Regions from separate parts of the Homo sapiens genome. Here region 1 is linked to region 2. A link is an interaction called in ENCODE POLR2A ChIA-PET data of the cell type or tissue named here. Cell type or tissue: GM12878. All regions are shown on one strand.

Region 1 (8,000 bases), 520 kb before region 2:
GCCACTGCACCCAGCCAAAAGTATAATTTTTTTTAAACACGACCCTTCAGTTGAATTGCTGAATGCCTGCAGGATGAAAAGTCAGTAAAAGAATTCACAGCATTGCCACGTTCAAAATAACTTGTTGAATTCTTAATAAACACACTTTTTAAAAAACTGTATGAGAAAATGGGGAGTACACGCAAAGCATTTCTCCCTATTGAAGCATGATGGGTTTTTTTTCCTGGATGTCTTGAAGAAAAGTATCTGCATGATTGAATTGCAAGCTGAACTACTCAATCTTTTCATGGAATGCCATCTTTTATGTGAAAGAATGACTTACATAAAAACTAAGGTTAGGCCGGGCGCAATGGTTTACACCTGTAATCTCAGCACTTTGGGAGGCCGAGGCAGGCGGATTACAAGGTCAGGAGATCGAGACCATCCTGGTTAATACAGTGAAACACCGTCTCTACTAAAAATACAAAAAAAAATTAACCAGTCGTGGTGGCAGGCTCCTGTAGTCCTAGCTACTCAGGAGGCTGAGGCAGGAGATTGGTGTGAACCCAGGAGGCAGAGCTTGCAGTGAGCCAAGATCACACCACTGCACTCCAGGCTGGGTAACAGAGTGAGACTCCATCTAAAAAAAAAAAAAAAAAAAAAAAAACAAACAAAAAAACGTTTACCTCAGGTTATTCAGATTTAGGTATTTAGCAGATATTTTCTGGAAGATGACCGAAGTGAGACTGACATGTTAAAGAAAACAACTGACACTATTTGCTATCAGTTATGAAAGTTAAACTTTCAAGCACAAGCTAGAATTTTGGAAAACTCATCACCATGACCATGACAGCTTCTCAGTGCTTAAAGCCTCTTCTGATGAAGTCGACAATGATATTAATGAATTATCTGATTTTTATTGTTATTATATTTATACTGTATTTATATCATGACTTCATGTTTTATAATGAAATGCATCTGTGGTTCACTCGGTGAACCAATGTTTTCCAAATGACTAATACCTAATGTTACAAAATCATGTCTGGTTAATAAATCCATTCAGAGTATAAGATAGACCAATAAATTTTTATGTGACAGAGTATAAAAAGTTTATTGATTGGTTTTAGATTCCCCATTACAACTAACTTTTAAGAAACTACCACTTGTCAAGTTTTGGCATCATGTCAAAGAATATACACAATTATCTGAAAAGTCTATATTAAAATAATCTCCCCATTTTAACTACATAACTGTGTCAGGCTGGATTTTCTACATGTAGTTAAATCAAAAGAGCATATTACAGGAGAGTGAATGCAGAAGCAGATATGAGAATTCAACACCTATTAAGCCAGACGTAGAGACTTGCAAAAATGTAAAACAATGGCACTATTCTCATGAATTTTTTTGTGAAAGAAAAATAACGGTAAGATGCAGTAATTTTCCCAAAAAAAGTTACATTAATACATAATTGGTTTATTATTATTATATTATTATTATTTTGAGATGGTGTCTCGCTCTGTCGCCCAGGCTGGAGTGCAGTGGCACAATCTCGGCTCACTGCAACCTCTGCCTCCCAGGTTCAAGTGATTTTCCTGCCTCAGACTCCTGAGTAGCTGGGATTACAGGCTTGCACCCAGCTAATTTTTGTATTTTTAGTAGAGACGGGGTTTCACCATGTTGGTCATGCTGGTCTCGAACTCCTGCCTCATGATCTGCTCGCCTCAGCCTCCCAAAGTGCTGGGATTACAGGCGTGAGCCACTTCGCCTGGCCGCTTTATTACTTTTAATTAATAAATCTTTTTTAAATTTCTGTTTTAAGTTCTAACATAACAAAAACTGATGATATATAACCCTCATAAAAAAAAAACTAAGTTGGGGGGGGCGGTTACGGATCTTCATAATATTCCAATGAATAAAGAAGTCCTAAGGCCAAAGTATTTGAGAACTGTTGACTTATGCCATTATGCCATTATACTTACTCCATATTTACCCCCCTCACATGATTAAACTCCTTGAGGGTAAACACTGAATTTTCATTGAACCTGTAACCATCTTCAGTACCTAGTATTTAGTAAATACTGAGTAACATTCACTGAAGGAATAAATAGGAATGAATGAATGAATCTTTCAACTTTAGTACCTGAAATTTTCTTTCATTCTATAATGCAGACTTTAGTATCTGAAATTTTCTTGCATTCTGAAACAGCCAAGAAAAATTCCAGCAATTACAATGACCAGGTTGTAGAGAAAAACATAAAGGAAAGATCACAATTCTTTCACATGCCTTTTAAGCTTATCTATGGCTTACCCCTGTAGCCTCACGACCACTACTCCTTGCCTCATGCCTCATGATTCAGCAGCATCAGACTGCTACTAAATCACACTCTTGATCTTTGTCCTTAGTACTCAGAGTTCATTCACTCACACACTCTATACAGGTCTAATTCTGAACCTTTAAGATTAAAATTAGGCTAAGAAATGAGGCAACTCTATTCACTGTCTCCTGTAATACTCTATCCATATCTTTTTCATTGCACTGCAACAATTTGTCTATAATTATCTTTCTATATCTGTCTTCCTTTCTAGACTGTCTCACACCTTTTTGTATCCTTAGTACTATGCATAGAGTCTGACACTTAATGGGTGCTTTAAATGTTAGACTGAACTGAAATGCTTTATATCCATGATGTTAAATCTGAGGTATAAGTCACCCAGGGCCATTCAACTTCATTCACTTTCATTGAACACTTACATGTGTTAGCCACTACAATGGGCACTGGGGATAACAAATATTTATGTCAGTGAGCTTATGGTCCAGTGGGGGAGAGGGGGATCTATAAATGGCAGAAAATAATAAACAAGCTACATGCACAAGTTTCTACAGAGTTTGTGTTTATTTTTTACTTTAATAATTAAAGAGGAGAAGCACATTCCTTCAATATTTAGAACACCTATGTCTAGCAAGACACTTATTCAAGACACAAACAGAACCTCTGCCTTCAATGGACTTAAAGACTTGTAAAGGAGACAGGCATTAAACAAATATCACACAAGTAAGTATGTAAGTGTAAATGGTCAGCAAGATTGGGAAGGAAAAATAGTGATACATCATTATCAGGGAAGGAAAAGGGATCAGAAATGGTACCCCTTAGGAAATGTGTGCAGGTGGGTAGGCACATGTGGGTGTTAACCACAGGGAAAATGCTGAGACGAGCATTCCAAGCAGGTTAACGTGGCTGGGGTAGAAGTCTTCACAGGAAAGCAGGCATTTGCCAGCTTTACCAGGCTTGAAAACTGGAGAGAGCAAGGGCTAGAGGAATGGGAGAGGGGCTCGCATAGCACGGCGAAGGCTGAAGCAGCCCAGAGCTAAGCTTAAGTGCTTCATTTTCCTCTTCTGATATGCAGAACCATGATTCCGGGTGGTCTGTATTCATTGCACATAAGCCTCTAAAGATAAATGGAGACTGTTTCCTCAAGTAACTACTGCTAAGAGAAAAGTTTTCTTCAGATGTATTTCTCCATCAGTGCTTTTCCCATAGGGCACCTAAAACCTTGATTTATCATAAATGTTTCACCCAGCATACACATACAGTAATACAAATGTGGCATATTTAAATGCACCCCTCAGAGAAATTTGCTGGCAGTGCTCATGACCCATAAATAAAGGAAAAAATAGCCCAGCTATGGTTGTTTCCAGAACGAGTAGATAGACCCCCATCTAGGCTACTGCCCAGAAGCTGAAACATAACTCAAGAGAGTCATGACCGTGTTACGGGAAAACCCGTTCTGGAGCTGGGACCTACTCCTCCTTAATGGCTGCCTCCAGAAACAGGAGGAATATTAACAAAGCTCTGTAGATTTCTTCAGCTGGTTTGTTGGACATGGGGAGCAAGGAAGTGGATCTGGCCAGTCAGCAACGTGGATCTAGTTGAGTAACTAAGGTGCAGTGCCTCAGTTCAAACTACGGCTCAACTGCTTACTAGCTCTGTGATCCCAGTTAACTTATTTACCTTGTCACTCATATGCCCTCTCTGTAAAATGGAGACATAAGTAGTATCTGTTTCATAGACTGCTGTGAGCATTAAATGTGATGATGTAACTCAAGGCTTAGCAAAGCATTCATTAAATGTTACCTATTACTATTATGATTGCTCACACCAGTCAATCAGCCAAGAGCATTTCCAGGTCTCAAATCAGTCAGGCTTCAAGACCAGCTTAACTGACTGTTTTATTCCCATATGTAACTACTTGATTAGCATGTTAAGGACACAGTTTCTGTAATGAATCACCCTGTTTTTAGTCTTCTTGCAGATAACATTCATTTTATGAAATTCTAGCCAAACAGCCATGCAAGAAAACTACTTGGTTTTTTATTTCCCTTCCTTATTGCTCATAACCTCTGTGTCCTGTAAAAATATTCTAAGAAACCCCTCTCTATTAAAATCTGAAACACAGTGCTAAACAAGCTCTCTTCCCCGAATTTGCCAACTGCTTCCTTTACTACTCTGAACAGACACTGCAGTTTTGAGAATAGCAGTTCTCTCATCCTGTCACTCACCAACACCCCCAGACTGGGGGCTCTTGAATCCCCATTCAGACCTGAGAGCTTTCACAAGTCCTCATTTAACATCCAGCAACGCCTTGAAACCAAACGCCAGCCACACTCACCCTAAGACTGGGTAAAGCATGAAGTAATCACAGACTTTGATATTTTTCCGACCACAAACCCCCTCAAAGTCAAATGTGTCCATGAAAGAAAAGTGGCTCTTTCTTACCTAATCCACAGTGGAACAGGAATCAATAGAAACCACATCAAGATTGTGCTTGGTAAAAAATAAGAAAGACTTTCAAAAGTATACATTTGGTTTAAGTACGCCTGAAATATGAAATAACTAGAATAACACCATCCTTCTTGACCTTGATCATAAGGCCTTTCATAGGTATCTCTCAATACCTCAAGTGAAAGAAAGTAGTTAGAACCTTGAAACACTTTTTAAAACCTGCAGACAGCTTAATTGAAGGGGTCTTGTGAAGAGTTCATTGTCAGGGGTTTCTAGCAAGTGTTATTTCTTCCTGAATTCCACGAACCAAGTTCTCTGAAGTTTACATTCACACAGGATGAACAAGCCCACTGTGGTGGGCTTTAAAAGGGATAAAAGACCTGCTGTGGTTTTCTTTGGGGGACAGGTTTAACACCCGCACCTACACACCCAGACCCAGCACCTGGCAGGATGGCAGAGAAGCAGGTGGCCTCCCAGAGTTACAGCTTAAACTAACATCACATACATTTAAAGCAAGTGCTGGTAACTAGAAAAGTAATTTCTGACAGTAAGCAAATGGCTCTTAAATAATAAAATAAAATGTGTCAGGTGGTAGAAAGCAGTGACAAAAGACAAACATTTGGCTAAATAGCATTTAAAGGGAGAAGAAAAGATGGACAAAATCATCATGCAGAAGGCAGAAGGTTTTGTTTTTGTTTTTTTTTGAGACAGATCTCGCTCTGTCGCCCAGGCTGGAGTGTAGTGGCGCGATCTCGGCTCACTGCAAGCTCCGCCTCCCGGGTTCACGCCATTCTCCTGCCTCAGCCTCCCGAGTAGCTGGGACTACAGGCGCCCGCCACAACGCCCGGCTTTTTTTTTTTTTTTTTTTTTTTTTTTTTTTTTTTTTTCTGTATTTTTAGTAGAGACGGGGTTTCACCGTATTAGCCAGGATGGTCTGGATCTCCTGACCTCATGATCCACTGGCCTCAGCCTCCCATAGTGCTGGGATTACAGGTGTGAGCCACCGCGCCCGGCCACAGAAGGTTCTTGTGCACGTGAACGGTGCCAAGGGATGGGGCTTGTAAGCAAGGAGAGGGGAGAGGAAGAGAAATTTGACATGTGATTATCATCACAATCCCACTGCTGTTGCTGCCCGCTTCAGGTCTACCTTAGTCTGAACAGTCAATATAAACCTTTTGGATCTAGACTGTGTTCCGGAATAGGCAGAACTTTAGGTTTTAGAAGGACAAGACTGCCTTTGGCATTAGAAAGAAGAGGAAAAAAGATCTTTTTATTATTGCCATTAAACATATATCAGATAAACAGCTGCTGGAGCTAATGGCAAAAAAAAAAGAGACAAAGTTTGAATAAGCATTTGCTATCCTGATTGGTGTTAGCACTAGTCTTTCCTATCTTCTGGAAAATATCTGTTTGTTTTTGTAATTATAAAAATAATACATGCTGGCCGGGCGCGGTGGCTCACACCTGTAATCCTAGCACTTTGAGAGGCCAAGGCAGGTGAATCACCTGAGGTCAGGAGTTCAAGACCAGCCTGATCAACATGAAGAAAAGCCATCTCTACTAAAAATACAAAATTAGCTGGGTATGGTGGCACATGCCTGTAATCCCAGCTACTAGGGCGGCTGAGGCAGGAGAATTGCTTGAACCCAGGAGGCAGAGGTTGCCGTGAGCTGAGATCACACCATTGCACTCCAGCCTGGGCAAGAAGAGCGAGACTCCATCTCAAAAAAGAATAATAACAATAATAATACATGTTAATTGCAAAACTTAGAGACTTGGAGTATTGAAATCAGCTAGACATGTATGTAAATCTATAGTAATTGTACTAAATATGGTTGCAAAAACAAAAACTGTCAAACATTATTCTTAAAAGATTAGAAATAAGGTGTAAAATAATAATTTTAGCAACAATAACAAGAATCTAGAACTAAACCCCCAATTTATATTTTCAAAAATTGTTAACGAGGAAAGGGAACATAAAAAATTATAAGGCTATTAAACTATATGTCTTAAATAAGGAGTCTCAAAATATTTGTGTTTGTGTTTGTTTTTTACTTTAATAATTAAAGAGGTATTGGTCAAAGAACAATTTTTTACTTAAAAAGAAATAAAATTAAGATAGAAAATGAACTTTCTAGAGCACTATAGAAGATAAAAGCCAATAAATTATAGTTTATATGTGTGGGGGAGGGACTGGAAATAACAAGGAAACCTAAAGAAAATAATTAATATATCAGAAATAAAATCAAATATCAATAAATGGGTTGAACTTCCCTATTACAAAAGAATTCAAAATAAATTTTAAACATTCAGTGATTGTCTATGACAAGTGATAAAAAGACACAAAAATATTAAATGCATCTTCCCAAAATAGATATCAAAATATTAATATCAGTAAAAAGGAAAATTCAAGACAATAGGCACAAGACAAAAAGTATAATTTCACAATAAGTGGTTCAATTTATAACAAAGATGTGAGTTAAGAAATTTTATATACCAAAAACTACCTGCTTCCAAATATACAAAGGAAAAAAAAATTTAAAATCCGAGATGAAAGTGACAGAAATAAAATAGGATTGGGGCCAGGCATGATGGCTTGTGCCTGTAATCCCAGCACTTTGGGAAGCCAAAGCGGACAGATCACTTGAGGTCAGGAGTTTGAGACCAGCCTGGCCAACATGGTAAAACCCCATCTCTACTAAAAATACAAAAATTAGCAGGGCGTGGTGGCACTCACCTGTAATCCCAGCTACTCGGGAGGCATATGTCCATCTATACTATGTATATATATTATAGAATTGGTAAATAAACCAGAACCCTCTCTGTTTTAGAAAGATCAATAACGCCAGGGATAAATAAGGAAATAAGAGAGCTGAAAGATAACAATAAGTATGAGTGATTTACTAACTATCTATAGATGTATCTCTGAAACATTGTAGCCTATGTATAATATTTTTGGTTCCCATGAAACAATAACAAAACAAGTATGTATATAAAATATGTGTAAATATACATATTTATAAAAATATATATGTATACTGAAATACAAATGTTTTCAAAAAACAGAAATTTTATCAATCTCATTGACCACACCGTTTAAAAAATTAATATCCTCAGCAATTCAATGCAGGAACAGAAAACCAAATACAACATGTTCTCACTTATAAGTGGGAGTTGAAAATGTGAACACATAGACACAGGGACGGGAACAACACATGCTGAGGCCTGACGGAGGGTGTG
Region 2 (8,000 bases):
CAACAACAACAAAAATTTGTGGAAAGATTCCTGGGCTTGAAGTTGATTAGGTTAAATAACCCCTAGCCTTTTAACCTTTCTTTATAAATCGTTTCCTGTTTCCTTAGATCATTTCTTTGTGTCTTTTTGGCACCTTGGTCTTAATTTTGCCCTGTTCTGCCCTGCCTTCCCCTCCCCTCCCCTTCCTCCCCCTCCCCTCCCTTTCCTTTTCCTTCCCCTTCCTCTCCCCTCCCCTTCCTCTCCCTTCCCCTCCCCTCCCTTCTTTTTTCTCCCCTCCTTCCCTCCCTCCCTCCCTCCCTCCCTTCCTTCCTTCCTTCCTTCTTTCCTTCTCCCTCTCTCTCTCTTTCTCTCTTTCTTTCTCTGTTTCCTTTCTGACTGGGTCTTGCTATGCTGCCTGGGCATTATTGTAGCTCACTCAAGCCTCAAACTACTGGGCTCAAGTAGTCCTCCCGCCTCAGCCTCCTAAGTAGCTGGGACTACAAATGTGTGCCAGCATGCCTGGCTTGGTTTTTCTTTTCCTTTTGCAGTCTGTGGTTGCAAAAGGAAAAGCCCTTCCCAAACTAGATCCAGCCTTCTGTTCAAGTTATGTTTCCCCCCATGAACCCTCTTCTCTAGACATCCACAACTCTTCAGTCTTCCTGAGCCCTTGTGTGTGTTCCACACCAGCATGGCATGCTCCTTCCCCTTCTCTGTCTGACATCATCTTTGTTATCCTTTCAGGCTGTGCTCAGATGTCCTCTTTCCTGTCCAGACACTTCCCACTTCTCTGCTGCGCTAATTGTTGTTTCACAGTATGTGCCTATGTGTGTTATTTTTAAACCTGTATTTTGGTATCTGGCACTCTCTCTGACACTTAGTAGATGCCCAGATATTTCTGAATAAGTGAAGGTTTGATCATGACTGAAAACTTACTACTTTCTCTCTTTCTGTTTCTACACGCATTCACATACACGCATATAAACACAAAAATTTTAGAATAATTCTATTGTATACCAATTAAAAAAGTAGTTTTGAGGAGAATTTTGAAAAGTTAAGATTTTTATGTGTCTCTTGTTTTCTCATTTATTGGTTGATCTTGTGCAAGCCACCTAGATTTTACCTTACCTTTTTTATTTGTGAAATGCAGGGATGGTATTTTTTGCCCCCCACCCCACATATTTTCAAATGCCTTAAAAATCTGCAAATGTAAAATGTAATTGCATTGTGTAGTTGTACTATTTATATTCAAAAGTTAAAGTATCAGCAGCTCATGGGGCCAATGTAGTATCTTCTGTGTATTTGAGGTGTAATTAGAGCAGGTTAGATTATACCTTTAATTCTAGAAGATAATCTTAGAAAATTATGCTGGTGTGAGGTATCATTCACACATCAGTATTAATTCTTCCTCCCTATTGTAAATTGCAAAGTATAAGCTTTGCAGATAGTGAATTATCCTGTCATCTCTGCATATTATAATTTGTGGGTAACCTTGGTTATTTTTAAATTTAAAAATGTGTTTTTTGGGTGAGGTGCGGTGACTCATGCCCGTAATCCCAATACTTCGGCAGGCCGAGGCAGGCGAATCACTTGAGGTCAGGAGTTCGAGACCAGCCTGGCCAACATGGTGAAACCCTGTCTCTACTAAAAATACAAAAATTAGCCGGGCGTGGTGACTTATGCCTGTAATCCCAGCTACTCGGGAGGCTGAGGCAGGAGAATCACTCGAACCCGGGAGGCGGATCTTGCAGCGAGCTGAAGCTGAAATTGCACCACTGCACTCCAGCCTGGGTGACAGAGCGAGACTTGGTCTCAAAAGAGAAAAGTAGTGTGTTTTTTTGAATAGATAATATATTCACATTGGATATTTTAGGCAAAGCCTCTGTCCTATCCCAGTATCTGTGTTTTATCCCCCCTGTGGAAGACAAACTGTTAGTAGGTCTTATTATATTCTATGTAATATATAATAGAAAATTTGTATGTATGTGTATTTACATGTATATTTTCCTTCCTTAACAAACAGAAATAGTAGCCTATTACATAGTATTCTTTAGTTTGCATTTTCAGTGAAAAAATATATCTTGGAGCTTGTATTAGGCTGTTCTTGCATTGCTATAAAGAAATACCTAAGGCTGGGTAATTTATAAAGAAAAGTGGTTTATTTTGGCTTACAGTTCTACAGGCTGTACAGGAAGCATGGTGCCAGTATCTGCTTCTGGCAAGGGCTTCAGGAAGCTTACAGTCACGGTGGAAGGCAAAGAGGGAGCAGGCATGTCACATGGCAAGAGCCAGGAGCAAGAGAGAGAGGGGGAGGTCCAAGATTCTTTTAAATAACCAGATCTCATGTGAACTAACTGAGCAAGAACTCACTTGTCACCAAGGGGATGGTAGTAAATCATTCATAAGGGATCTGCCTCCCGTAATTCATTCACCCCCTACCAGGCCTCATCTCCAACATTTAGAATCATATGTCAACATAAGATTTGGAGGGGACAAACATCCAAACCATTTCAGAACTCATTCTATAAAATATATAAACAGCTTTCTATTTTTTTTCTAGCTGCATAATATTCCATTGTGTGGATGAGCCATAATTTATCAATTTCCTATTATTTCTAATCTTTTACAATAGATAGTGTTTCAGTCCTTAATCTTATACATATAGGTGGCCATAAATTTTTAAGGTTCTTTGGCTATTTGGCCAACATGTGGAAGAAAGCCTTGAATTTTATAATAAGCAAATATAGGAGTTTTAACAGTGGAAGGATGCTGGACATTTTAAACAAGATTTCTTATCTGAGAATGTTCATATTGTCTAAATTGTCATCCACAGGGAGATATAGACAGAATAGATGCTGAAGCTAACCAATTTAATTTTTGAATCAATTTGATCATAAAATATATAAGTGCTAAGTTTTCCTTATTGTTGCCAGTGGATATAATAATTATTTTTATGTCAGAAAACGTAATTTTCTTCATTTGCTTTATTTCAAGTAGCAGAACTTTGCGGTGTGTAGTGAATACGAAGACTATACTTTGTACCGTTTATGTTTACAAAAAAAAAACCCCAACAAAATGAGAATCCATTTTAAGAAACAAGCTAATTAAAAACAAGACACTCAAATAGCCTCCTCCTCCAAAATGAACCTCAGGGAATCTTCTGAGACAGAAAACCATCTGTGTCTTTGGGACTTAAAGGCAAGAATGGGCCAGGCGTGGTGGCTCATGCCCGTAATCCCAGCACTTTGGGAGGCTGAGGCAGGTACATCGCTTGAGGTCAGGAGTTGGAGACCAGCTTGGCCAACAAAGTGTAACCCTGTCTCTAACTAAAAATACAAAAAAAATTAGCTGGGCTTGGTGACACATGCCTATAGTCCCAGCTACGCAGGAGGCTGAGGCAGGAGAATTGCTTGAACCTGGAAGCAGAGGTAGCATTGAGCCAAGATCGCACTACTGCACTCCAGCCTGGACAACAGAGTGAGACTCCGTCTCAATCAATCAATCACTCAATCAATCAGTAAAATGCAGGGAATGACTTTGGGTGAGACAGTTTGGGTCTTCAGTTTCCATTATTTAAATTTCTACTTGTCTCTGCCTTCTCTTTAATTAGAGGTTTATTGGAATCTAAAGGCACTTTGGGAACTGAGACACACCATGATTGCTTATCTTTGCTTTAGAAAAATGATTCTAAAATTTTATCTTTCCATCTTGCCTATTTATCTTCTAGCCTACTATCCTTCAGGAACTGAGAAAGAGAGAGGGGGGTGGATAGAAAAAGCCAATAGTGAGAAACAGCCTTCTATAGAATAGATGTTTAGAGAATGTAGCTTATTGAATTTTTTCAGCATTTAGAGCAGATTTTGAAAGCGTGAAAGAAAGATGGAAGGAAAAGTAGATGTGCCCATCTCTTCCAGCCTTATAACTTGCTCCTTCATCCTTTGTAAGTCTAGTCTATAAAATTCCTTTGGAACACGTATGGAAGCCCGCCTCCCACCTGAATCCAAGCCCACAATTTGAGAAACAGTGGCTTAGAGCGGGTTACATTGTATAGTCTAACTTTGAAAAAGACTTGACATTTGCAATGATCTGGTTGTCTAAACTTCAGGGAGTGGCTGGGAAAGGGTCTGGCTGTGCTTGAGAGACTGTTCTCTTCAAAGGAATAGTTTCATGTCCTAGAGTGTTCTCTGTTCAAAGCTGAGGCAACATGAAACAATTGTAAACTCGTTTTTATAGCTTCTGTAAACAAAGAAATGGATTTAAGAGCTCTAAAATGTTCTTTTCATCAGTAAGGAAATTTGAAAAAAAATTATTCCCTAGGGAGGGTGAAGGAAAGAAGGGGACCACAAAAGAAACACAGTAAGGAAATCATTATCACCAGTCGAATGTGAATTTTGAAATGAAATGAAACTGAAAATAAAGTGAAAGATATATAGCAGCATATAGTTTTGTACACCTTTCAGGAATTGTTTTGAGTTTAGATTGTTTTTGGTTTTGTTTGTTTTTGTCTTTACATTGACTGTATCCTGGAATAGAGTCCCAAACCATTTTTCTTTCCTTAGAATTTTTTTCCCCTTAACTGTGCTGGCTTCTAGAAGGCTCATGCAACCATTGTTACAGTTGCTTAGTAACAGGATTGTGAATAAAAAATCTTGCTCTCCTGCGGAACCAGGTATTCAGTTTTGATACTGAGGTGTCATGACAGCCTGTAATTTCAGCTCAACTGCTTCCCCCATTTCTTGTCTTAATGTGCTTGGTAAGAAGGTTATACTCTGGATAAACCAGGCTAGCACTTGATTTGTATGCCTTTTGTGCTCTCAGACAGGGAAGGGACCTGCATTCGAGGTATTTGGGAATATAAAGTGTATTAAAGTGTATTTTCTGAGACTTCTAAAGTCTACCTTTTAATGAAATTTAGCATAGGATATTAAAAATTCTTGTAGTGGGTCCTAAGTAAAGCTGTTGGATTCAGTGAGTCTTTGATCATGGGCTGATGAAGGTTCAGTGGTTAAAAATGATTCTGAGAATCATTTGGAGTTAAGATTTAGGATGATTTATGGAGAAAATTCTTGTCTCTCAGGGTCTTCTCTTTTATTGATGACCCTGTTCCTTGGGAAACTTAATTGCTTTGTTATGTAGGAAATGGCTAGCAACTGTATTCATATCTTGTTACATTATTGAAGCTTTTCTGTATTATTTAGCTTCTTTCTCTTTATTTTATTTGGCAGGAGAAGAAGAACCAAGGAAGGATGCCTTTATGAGGTTTCCTCCAAGGTTTAGGGAAGACAGCACATTTTAATCTGCAGCTGGGGTGTCAGAGCATTACTATCTGAATTTGATGTGGTTTCAAGGTTTATATTTATATTGATATTATGGCTTATTTAACTTTTAGTAGAGAGTGACAGAGTTGCTAGTCCATGTCTGTTTCCCATCTTGTCTTTTAAATATTCCTTTTAAGCTTATTAGCTTGTTTCTAGATGTTCTCCTTCCTTTTGTTCCCCAATCCTTTTTTTTCCCCCTTGAAAATCCCAGAATTTCTCTCAACTTTCAGTTCCTAATCAGAAAAGTGGTTCCAGCCACTTTTCTGATCTAGCACATTCTGCCCTATTTCTTTTTAAGTTAGTTGATCTGGTTGAAGGCTTTGTCACAAAATCTTCCATTGTAGAGTCATGTATTTATGCTAAGATGTTTCTAGGTGATTTAAGAACAGTGGCTACTGAACACATGTTACTTTTATAATGGAAAAATGCTTCAGAAGAAATCAGGCCATTTTTGGTACATGGAAGACAAATGAGTGCACAGAACTTTGTTAGGCAAAAGCTCAGTAACATTACATCTCTTAGATTTTATTTTAAAGAAGCATTTTTTTGGTCATTCATTTAAGCATGGATTTCTCAGAACTGTTTATTTTGTCCGTGTCTTCTTGTCTCTGTTTATCTCTTTCATATAGTTTTATAGTTTTCTCATATAGTTTTATAATGAATTTAGACAATGATTTGATTATTTTTCTAGTGTTTATCATTCTCTTGTTTGCTGATGACTTACTATGCTTAAGACTGATGAATTATCTTGTTCAGGGGTCTGAAATCCTTTCCAGTTAAAAAGGGACTTGGCCACATTTGTTCCCATGACACCTAGGGATGCATCCCTCTTGGGATGTTATGTCATTCTCTTCAACCCAAACCCAAACCCTTTTAATTCTACCCCTGGTCAAATATGGGTACAGTCTTGTACCTCATGTTTGGTATATTTTGAAAGCAAAGAATCAAGCATTATTTGTAGTCTTTGAAAAAGAGACCCAGCATACGTGAGCAGTGTTTAGTGTTGTAATGAAATAATTCCCAAAGGGAATCTGATACATGTTATTCATATACACAGTAGTAATTATGCCATATTAACCTAGCAAAAACAGTCTGCCTGAGTGTTTTCTAGTTAGTGTAGTTGGTAGAGCTTGACTAAAAATTAAAAAAAAATTTTTTTTGAATCTTCAACGTCATAATTGACCCATACTCCCTCTCATTATAGGCTAACTATCCCCTGTCTGAAATGCTTGGGACCAGAAGTGTTTCAGATTTTATGTTTTTTGGATTTTGGGATATTTGCATATATATAAAGAGATATCTTGGATAGACCCAAGTCTAAACACAAAATTCATTTATATTTCATGTACACCTTATACAGATAGCCTGAAGGTAATTTTGTACAATATTTTAAATAACTTTGTGCATGAAACAAAGTTTTAACTGTATTTTGTCTGTAGCCTGTCACATGGCTTCAGGTGTGGAATTTTCAACTTGTGGTGTCACATCAGTGCTCACAAAATTTAGGATTTTGGAGCATTTAGGATTTTGGATTTGTTGATTAGGGATACTTAGTCTGTATGAGAGGTGGGTCTTGGCTCTTATGCCTAGTGAAAATTGTGGCACCTTTTTGCATTGTCTCTTGCTACTGTGCTTGTGGCTTAGTTTTGAAGTTTCCTTTGCTCTCTTTAAGGGTTCTTGAGTAAATTCATCTTTTCCTGGCACCTGCCCAAGAAAGGACTTATTCCAGCTGATCTTTATTGTAGACTTTTGGCAGCAGTTTCCTGTGTGGATTAGGTCTCTTTGGGCTACCAGTTACAGAAATCCACTTGAACTAGTATGAGCAAAAATGGATTAATTTTTTTGATAAAGGAGTATGTATCTCATAGGACCCAAGAATAAATATGCACCTAGGCCTCAGAAACAAATGGGATATAAACTGTGTGTTTTGTTCTTCTTTCTTCCTGCAGACTTTCTCTGCCTCCTAGTTCACAGGGCACCACCTGCCCCTGGCTTAACATCTCTTGTATATGAGGCAGCCAGACTGAGATTGGAATTTCCTGGCCACAATTACAGATTTCCAATGGTGGGACCTGGAGCTGGATCAGTCAGCTCTGCCAAGTGTTAGTTTTCTAGGGCTACTCTAACACAAGATGATAAACTTGGTGGCTTAAGACAACAGAAATTTATTATTTCATGATTTCATGATGCCTTGCAGCCAAAAACCAAGGTGTCAGCAGGACTGATTCCTTCTGGAGGCTCTGTGGGGGAATCTGTTCTATGCCTTTCTACTAGCTTCTGGTGGTTGATGGAAACCTTTGACATTCCTTGCCTTGTGGCCTTGTAACTTCAGTCTCTGCCTCTGTATGCTCATGGCTGACTTACCTGTATATCTCTTTGTCTCCAATACAGTATCCCTGTACTTTCTCTATAAGGATACCGGTTATTGGATTTACGACCCACCTAGGATGATCTCATCCCAAGATACTTAATTTAATTATATCTACAAAGACCCTATTTCCATATAAGGTCACATTCATAGGTACTGGGGGTTGGGATTTAGATGTATCTTTTGGGGGGACACAATTTAACTTTCTGCTCACTGTGTCTTGATTGTGTGAGCATATGTGTGCTAGGATCACTTATACAGTAACCATATGAATGCAGAGGGTGTGGTAATTTCCAAAACAGAGAGGAGACTGGAATGCTATTCCTGAGGAGTCCTCT

The links. ChIA-PET counts read pairs that join two places held together with the same protein. Peaks named below come from ENCODE experiments on the same cell type or tissue, not always from the same donor. Only the 100,000 strongest peaks of a DNase experiment are listed, where the experiment ranks them.
Region 1: POLR2A ChIA-PET joins it to region 2 with 6 read pairs; 1 of 35 experiments calls an interaction of 5 or more read pairs at or near these places.

The regions. Positions count from the first base shown.
Region 1 is chr9:20,205,029-20,213,028 of GRCh38, forward strand. It overlaps a transcript of SLC24A2 not described here. Among named protein-coding and RNA genes, the nearest start is that of MIR4473, 200 kb to the right of the region's middle. In GM12878, no CTCF peak of the experiment used is centred here; DNase peaks (open chromatin) are centred at 4,029 and 4,613.
Region 2 is chr9:20,721,704-20,729,703 of GRCh38, forward strand. The region is part of intron 4 of FOCAD (focadhesin); the gene reads left to right. Among named protein-coding and RNA genes, the nearest start is that of MIR491, 9.6 kb to the left of the region's middle. In GM12878, no CTCF peak of the experiment used is centred here; a DNase peak (open chromatin) is centred at 4,210; H3K4me3 peaks cover 631 bases.